Linked DNA regions of Homo sapiens: region 2 is linked to region 1. A link is an interaction called in ENCODE POLR2A ChIA-PET data of the cell type or tissue named here. Cell type or tissue: CD4-positive, alpha-beta T cell. All regions are shown on one strand. Each heading gives the region's core, and the rest is flanking DNA. Links, peaks and the distances in the headings are about the cores only. Region 1 overlaps PROX2 (prospero homeobox 2). Region 2 overlaps TMED10 (transmembrane p24 trafficking protein 10).

The links. Peaks named below come from ENCODE experiments on the same cell type or tissue, not always from the same donor. Only the 100,000 strongest peaks of a DNase experiment are listed, where the experiment ranks them.
Region 2: POLR2A ChIA-PET joins it to region 1 with 5 read pairs; 2 of 35 experiments call an interaction of 5 or more read pairs at or near these places.

What each region holds. Positions count from the first base shown.
Region 1 is chr14:74,852,905-74,857,298 of GRCh38, reverse strand. It overlaps PROX2 (prospero homeobox 2), which reads left to right. Exons shown (of 6, transcript NM_001243007.2): 5 at 304-498; 6 at 1,997-4,266. The coding sequence ends at 2,167. Among named protein-coding and RNA genes, the nearest start is that of PROX2, 21 kb to the left of the region's middle. RefSeq lists an enhancer at 1,419-2,618. In CD4-positive, alpha-beta T cell, for the core only: no CTCF peak of the experiment used is centred there; no DNase peak of the experiment used is centred there.
Region 2 is chr14:75,142,597-75,146,990 of GRCh38, reverse strand. The region is part of intron 3 of TMED10 (transmembrane p24 trafficking protein 10); the gene reads left to right. Among named protein-coding and RNA genes, the nearest start is that of NEK9, 18 kb to the right of the region's middle. In CD4-positive, alpha-beta T cell, for the core only: no CTCF peak of the experiment used is centred there; a DNase peak (open chromatin) is centred at 1,790.

The DNA.
Region 1 (4,394 bases), core at 209-4,208:
CGTGACCCCTAAGTCCCACTCAAACACCACAAAAAGCTTTTCATGGGTAAAACAACCCCCATAAATCTAGCATATCAAAAAAAAGTTATGTTCTAATGGGCACTGTAGCTAATTTAGATTTTTCTGAGTATAACTAAATAGGCTTGGAAAATAGCGGTGGCTTCGCTTCTTTTTTTAAAGGAAGCCCCTGTTAATGCTGGTTAAAGCCGTATATGAACCCCTATACTGAGCTGGAAGCAGACAGTTCTAATTCTGAGCACCTCGTGGCAAATGTCTGACTGGATGGACCTCTTGTTTGTACAGTTCAACCGCTGCATTACCTCCCAGATGATCAAGTGGTTCAGCAACTTTCGTGAGTTTTATTACATCCAAATGGAAAAATCTGCCCGGCAAGCAATTTCAGATGGTGTCACAAATCCCAAAATGCTGGTGGTTCTCCGCAATTCAGAACTTTTTCAAGCTCTCAATATGCACTACAACAAGGGAAATGACTTTGAGGTAAGACCATGTACTGGGTTCCCATGAGATCTGATGAGTGTCTTCCCTATATGATTCGAGTTTTAGGAAAGATCCCTCTTCTGTGTCTCCTTAAGTTACTGAGAGCCAGGGCAGCCTGGGCCAATCTCTGTATCATCCACAAAGATTACAGCCTCAACATCTTCACTTGGGCAACAGGTGGAAGCAGCAAACTGAGTCAACAGCCAGTCTTCATTCTGAAGCTTAGTGAGAGGGCTGCCAGGTGTTACACCATCTTAGACTGAATACCCTGTCATTATCAAGTTACATAACTTCCTGACCTTTTTGCCTTAGTGCCAGGAGGCTCAGGACTGAATGCTGAGCTCAGTTGTGGCACCTAGTCTTGGCCTAGGTTTTCTCAACAATTTCTATGCTTTTCATGATTTGATTCTTATCTGTATTTTCCCTTGAAAATGTATCAGTGGGCCTTCCATAGCAAGTCACCTCAAATCCTTTCTGGAAATAACAATAAACAACACTCAAGCTCAGTCCCTCGGGGATCCCTATGAAGGCACACTGGTGGCACCTCAGAGGTAAAGCGTCAGTGAAAGGTGAGCCTAGGTGTCACTGGCGCACATTCCTAATCAAGAGATGCATGTTGCCTCATGCACAGCTGACAGCTGTTAGGCTGGCATCTGATTCTGCAGGTGCCGGGTATATCTGGTCACAGATTACACTTCCCTCTTCTTGACTTCTCCCTTGACTGTGATCACAAAGAGTGGTTTATTGATACCTCCAAAAAATACAAGAACTGTGGTCATCCACTGGTTGACTGGTGAGTCAGAGTATGTTTGGAAAGCTAAGACTACCTGTGGGGAAAATTGTCCATGTCTCCCTTTCTGAGGCTCAAGGGGTCACGGCCAGTATGGGACAGGCAGCACTGCTGCATCTTTCCACATAGGGTGGTCATTTGACCTGCAGTGGCAGCAAGCCCCAAGCCAAGCTGGGTCTGGAGCTTGGCAGTGGGGCAACCCATCATTCATGGTGCCAGTCTGGGTTAGGATTCTAGAACAGCACCCCCGTCAACCAGCTCTGAAAGCAGGAGTGTAAGCTCTTCAGACCCAGCCCTAAAAGGCAGTGGAATGAGGTATGACAGTCAGAAGCTTGGGGGCACTCCTTTCCACAGTTAGTACTAGGGAAAAGAATACCGAAGTCTCTTTGAGCCACAGATTTACTTTCAGTAAGATTTTCTGACCTGCTTAGTTAAAAAGTCGCCCATTAGCGAGATCAGCTCCTCCTACAAAGGAAGTGTCCTTAATTCACCTTCTCCCAGGGCTTTCTCACTGGAGCTGTCTTATCAAGGTTTGTGTCTGATGAGGAAGCAGAGGAGTCCTAGGGTTGCAGAATCAGGGGCCACTAGAGCAGGGATGCTCCTAGCCCACTACCCAAGAAACAGGCAGCACCCGCTAGTGAGGGCTCTGGCACCAGTGCTTCCCAACCTCACGTCTTTTCTTTCTTGTGGGTCTCTTTGGAAATGCAGGTTCCAGATTGCTTCTTGGAAATTGCCAGCTTGACGTTACAGGAGTTCTTCAGGGCTGTCTCCGCAGGGAGAGACTCAGATCCTTCCTGGAAGAAACCCATTTATAAAATTATTTCGAAACTGGACAGTGACATCCCAGAGATATTCAAATCTTCCAGCTATCCCCAGTAGCTGTTTCGGGGTTAAGATCCCACAACGTGAGGAGTGACTGGCTAGGGTTTCCTGGGTTTGTCTTAAAGGGCAATTTAGCTGTAGTCATATAAAAAGGGCACAAGGAAATCTCCTCTATCAAAACAGGTACTATTACCATTTTGATCATTTATTTCCCTTTCCAGAATCATCAGAAATTTAACTATAAAATGTACTAACTATATTGGTGTATTGGTAGTATATTGTAAAAGGAACACAAGTTTCCAATCAGAAGACTTGAAGCTCAACTCCATTGTTTCCAGGTGTTGTGACCCTGGGAACTTCCTGGTATCTCTGTATCTGTAAAATGAGGTTGTTAAGGATTAAAGGACAGTATGTCCTATGCAATGTCATTCACACACAAATGTCAGTTTTTTGAGCCCCTCTTTCAGATAAGGTTATCTTATTTGGGGTTTTTACAAATTGCTGTTTTTAGTCACCTAATTATAAAGCGCCATCTATTTGCTAGATACTTTCACATACTTTAAGCTTTTCACCCTGAAAAGTAGTTATTATCATCATTTAAAAGATGACCAAACAGAAGCTTTAGAACTGCAAGGTAACTCGCCAAAGCCTATGAGGCTAGGACATCTGGGTTGATAGGGACAGTCAGGAGCCTGGAGGAACCAAGACTTTCTGATGCCCAACTGCATGCTGGACCCATCTCCTGCAGCTAACTCAGGATCTCAAGCAGGACCCCACCCCTAGTAAGCATCCAGCGCTGACAGGGCACCGTCACCTGACAACTCCTGCCCAGCACTTAGGAGCACTTCACCGCCCAAGATTTCTGCTGATCATTTCAGCAAACTCAAGACAAACTTTATGCAGGACTTGAGTGTTGCTGTTTATTCACATTTGTCTGCTGGAAGAGTTTATCAGCTGGATAATGCAAATAGTCTCCAGCTGACCATTGCAATTGGTGCCCCAACCTCATATATGCAGAAGAAGCTGAACTTCAGACTGTGAAAGGTAGAAAGGGCCTTAGGAGATCATCTGGCCCATGCTGCTTAAATTGGGAAGGAAGAACCGCAGTCCAGACAGGAGGCTTGCACAGGCTGTGCACAGCCTTGCAGATGATAAATGGCATAACTGGGACAAATGCAGCATCACACAGAAATGGAAATTCTCCCACTCCATAACAAAATTACAGTCCATGGCTGACCTTCCACTGATGAAGGAATTCATGAAATCAACATTTCCCCCTGCTGCTGGCCCAGCACAATTGTGACCCACTCTTGAGTATATAGGCAAGGCATGTACAAAGCTGAGTAACTGCATCTGTCTTCTAAGCTAGTCAGGATCAAGTCTTTGTAAGCACTGCCAAAGGTACGCCGGGTGGGGTGGGGTGGGGGTAATACACAGCTCGGGCTTTGTAGTCCTGATAAGGGGTGTCTGTGAGTTCATTAGCTTCTTTCCTGTCTATATAAAACAAGTTTCATATTCGGCTACTCAACTTCCATAATTTTTCTGGTGGGGTGTTGCTGGAGCAGATGAGATAAAATCCCTAAACTATTACTAGAACTATCAGCATAAAAAGTATGAAAGATGAATTTTCCTTTGAATTTTCTCTTCAAACAGCTGAAAGGAAAAACAAAACAGACTTAGCCCAAACCCATCTTTACAGGCTAAAGGTTAAGTGCCCTCCAGTACATCCAATTGCACTCAGAAGATCTTTGCCCTATTTTCACAAAAATGAAGGAATCTGCCAAACCTAAGTTTTAAACACAGGCAAGCATGGAGTGCTCTGAGCAAGGGCAATCAGTTTTCTGTGTCCGGACATAGTAGAAGAACCCTCTATCCAGAGTGACATTACATACCTAAGTTAGACATACAGGGGAAACAAGTTCACATGACTGTCCAATAGAGAGCAGCCCTTCTTCTGTCCCAAACCTGAAATTCATTAGTGTGTGTTTAAAGACTGAGCCAAGTCACCTCCAGGGCAGTGAACCTTGTCTCAGGGACCAATGAGATGAAATGTACAAGCTCAAATTGAAAACATTTGTGTACTGCAGTCTTTCCAGGAAGTGTTCTCTAACCACTGAGCTAAACACAGAAGAATGTATAAATATGTATGCTCTGCCAACAGAAGAATTCTATTTGATTATAATTTTCTGTTTCTATCAAGTGCGTATCCCTCTCTGTTGGAAACACATGGAGTGTAAGCTGAGTGGGTTATTATTTTAGCAATCATACTTTGCCAAAGATCTGG
Region 2 (4,394 bases), core at 255-4,254, 290 kb before region 1:
TTGTTTTTAATTCCTAAGACTTTTTCCCCAAGACCAACAGTTGTATATCTATCTATCTATCTATCTATCTATCTATCTATCTGGGGCATGGATTCAGTGCTGTTTAGTCTTGAACAACTGTTTTGTGTTTGGGAAATAACAATAGTCAAAGATAGTTTTTAGTTAAAATAATTTCAAACTTTCAAGGAAGAGGGCAGGATGGAGGAAAAAGCTGCAAGAGACTAGGAATGGTGATAATAGAAATTTGATGCTGATAAGAAGTTATTTATTATAGACTAATAAAAACTGACACTTATTTGGGTGACAGGGAGATGGAGGTGTACACAGAATGAGGAGAAGGACAACAGCCTTTTTCATCTCTGCGAGACTTGGGGGCAGCACAAAAGGGTTCTTCAAATGAAGGGCACCTTTGAAAAACCACAAGAACTATTTAAGACTAGATAATTGATCTTTACAGAAAGATAAGAGTATTTTTACCCAACAAAACAGTACGTAAGGGCATGAAGGAGGAGTGGGGTACAGGAAATAGAATGGGCTTTTGAAGAATGCAAACTAAGTAAATGAAGGAAAATTGGTTTAAGTGATTTAGGAAAATTGTCTAGGAATAGTGGAACAGAAGTTGCTCTCTCTTTGGACAGCACTTTGGAAGGGAAATATCCTAAAATGGAAGAAGATTGGAAATGACTGGTTAATTCTGCAACAGGAAGTAGTACAACAGTTGCAGCTCTTTCCTTGTTCAAATCCTCAATTGAATGAAACTAGGTAGCGTTATTTAGAGGCAGTAAATAGGAGCAAGTGATACAGTTGTGAATGGGAGACAGTTTCCGGTAGAGAATTTTCAATTGTTTGTTTCTGTTTCCAGGCTAGTTTAATTTAAATAAATAAAACAAGAAGACCTCTTTATTTGATGAACTTGAGTAAATTGAAAAATTTTTTTAAACCTTCATGATTCAGAAGAATCTTAATTATATTTAAATAAGATTATGTTAAAGTGCTTTTATAAGATATAAAACACTAGGGAGAATGTTCTCATTATTATAAGGTAGAAGAATAGGTAAAATGATTTCCAGTTTGTGGTTACTGCTTCTGTTCCCGAACTGTGGACCATTCTCAGTTGAATTTGTACTCTGTGGAATTTTACCTATTGTAATCTTTTTCTCCAACATGATGCCTGTCATTAAGGGTATTTATTTATTTATTTATTGAGATGGAGTCTCGCTTGGTTGCCCAGGCTGGAGTGCAGTGGCGGGATCTCTGCTCACTGCAAGCTCCGCCTCCCGGGTTCACGCCATTCTCCTGCCTCAGCCTCCCGAGTAGCTGGGACTACAGGCACCCATCACCACGCCCAGCTAATTTTTTGTATTTTTAGTAGAGACGGGGTTTCACCATGTTAGCCAGGATGGTCTCGATCTCCTGACCTCGTGATCTGCCTGTCTTGGCCTCCCAAAGTGCTGGCGGATTACATGCGTGAGGCACCGCGCCCAGCCCAAGGGTATTTATTAAATAACAACACATCAATGCCCTATTAGACAGTAGACATAGCTAGTTCCCCTCAAAAACAGATGACATTATTGTGGGTTTATATAAAGAATGCTTTGGACACAGCTGTCGTATAGCATTTTAGAACCCCTATACCTCCTGGAATTTCCATCATCCTTGGACTTTATAGACATTAGGAAAGGGGCTTTATCTTTCCTGACCTTTTGCTTAACCCAAGAGGGGAATCCCTAGCCCAAAGAAAACCACGGTGCTTCCTTTGCCTGCTTCCTGCTTCAGACGTCTGACATGTCCTAAGCCTGCCTTTACGCATGTAGTTACAACACAGCTCCAAGGTTCTGCTTCTTAACCAAGAAACTCCTCCCCACTACTTTCTTTAACATCTATCCCCACCCTCCTGCCCTTCACCCCTGCTCCCCAGCAGCAGACCAGATTGATGTAGAGGAGGAATGGCTATGACACAGTCCGAAGACCAGCCCTTTCTTCAGTCTGCAGCAAGGCTGCCTTGAACCTTGCTTAGAAATGGCTGTTAGCTGGCAGGGCACGGTGGCTCACACCTGTAATCCCAGCACTTTGGGAGGCCAAGGTGGGTGGATCACCCAAGGTCAGGAGTTGGAGACCAGCCTGGCCAACCTGGCGAAAACCCCATCTCTACTAAAAATACAAAAATTAGCCGGGCATGGTGGCGGGTACCTGTAGTCCCAACTACTCGGGAGGCTGAAGCAAGAGAATCACTTGAACGATTTAATTTCAGGCCCTTGAGATAATGGAGAGGCTTTATCTCCAGAGGATTTGGAATCTTTGGCATCAGCATTAAGATTCGGGAATGTGGCATACTTCTTTAATTTTCATGTCCAACACATCTCTCCCTCATATCTGTGGACTCATAATTCTGAAATCCCATGTGGTCCTGTAAGATTGAATAGTAATTGTACCACACTACCTACCTAAATTGTTATTAATTAATCCATGTGAAATTGCTATGTAACACAATACAAATGTAAGATGATATTATTTGGAAGACAGAATGCTTGTCATACTGTGAAGAAGCATTAAGTCTTGTTGTTTGAATTCTTTAAAGAGAAAGAATGCCTTTGTCCTCGGAAATAAAGCACTTTTGATTTTGATTTCTTGCATTTTATTTTATGAACCTCTGACCACTGTCTCACTTCTGCCCTTCAGAGGGTGTATCTTTGTAGATTCAGGATGTGAACCGAGCCACTTCTTTTTAGTTTGTCATCTGTGAACTAGAGCAGTTGTTTGTAGGGACTTACTGTCTGTGCAGTTGGGAGAATGCAGGCAATTACTGTCCGACAAAGAAGGAGCTATCTGACACATCTTCTAACTCCTGGGCTGTGTGTCCCACGAGTAAAATACCGCTTTGCCTAGGCGATTCTATTTGTCTGTCATTTGCTATCAATCTATATTCCAAAAACACAGCTGCCCTGGTTGGAGCAACAGCTGAAGACTTTCCAAAAGTTCTGTTTCTCTGAGTGCTCTCAGGAAGGAGGAACTCTGATTCCATGTACTAGATCCAAAGTCCTTTTTTTTTTTTTTTTTGAGACAGAGTATCACTCAGTTATTCAGGCTGTAGTGCAGTGGCGTGATCTTAGCTCACTGCAACCTCTGCCTCCCGGGTTCAAACAATTATTCTGCCTCAGCCTCCCGAGTAGCTGGGATTACAAGTGTGCACCACCACACCCAGCTAATTTTTGTATTTTTAGTAGAGACAGGGTTTCACCATGTAGGCCAGGCTGGTCTCCAACTCCTGACCTCAAGTGATCTGGCCACCTCGGCCTCCCAAAGTGCTGGGATTACAGGCATGAGCCACTGTGCCAGCTCTGTTATGTTTATCTTGCTTGTGTTAGACTAGATGGTCTTCACATTTATTGCTGTGCTCCTGGAGTTGGTGGGGGCTGTGGTGGGAGGCATGGAGGCAGCAAACTACTTTGACTGAATTTGTCTTGTCACAAGAAGCTTCTCTCTTGGATCTTGATGCTCCACCAAGGAAAAGAATTTAGAGATTCCCTAGAGGTTAGATTAACACCTCTGTTTTAAGAAGCAGTTTTTTCAGAGAATTAATACCTTTTCTTGGTACAGTTACATATAACTCTGTGAACTCTTTAGATTCAAATCTTCATTATAATGGAAGATTTGGATATGGTTTTAGAAGAGTTTAATTTTACTGGTATTTTGGAGGTGTTATACAGAAAAAGGCTTTGTAACTTGTAGCTTTTCCAAACAGTACCTACCATGACCAGTAAGAATGATGTTAATAGATATGGTGGTAGAGAAGGCTTTCTCCTAGGCGGCGGGCCTCATGAAAATAGATGCAGGCTGGGCGCGGTGGCTCACACCTGTAATCCCAGCACTTTGGAAGGCTGAGGCAGGTGGATCACCTGAGGTCAGGAGTTCAAGACCAACTTGGCCAACATGGTGAAACCCTGTCTCTACTAAAAATACAAAAATTAGCTGGGTGTGGTGGCAGGCGCCTGTAATCCCAGCTACTCGGGAAGCTGAGGCAGGAGAATCATTTGAACCTGGGAGGCAGAGGTTGCAGTGAGCCAAGATCGTGCCACTGCACTCCAGCATGGGTGACAAAGCAAAACTCTATCTCAAAAAAATAAAAAAAAGAAAGAAAAAAAATCAATGCAGAGTGCTTTTAGTATACAAGAAACACTTGCTTCAGGGGACCAGCAGCACTTAGCTACTTTGAGAAAGTTGGCTTCTTTGAAGAAGGCATAGAGTGGGCAGAACAGGTCAATTACAAGTGTTTACCAAGTCTCAGGTCTTTACGACTATATAAACTATAAATCATTTTAATTTCCTTGAGTTCAGGAGCCAAACTAGTGTGGAGGGACAGGATAAAAATAAAACAATTTGTGAATATGACAATA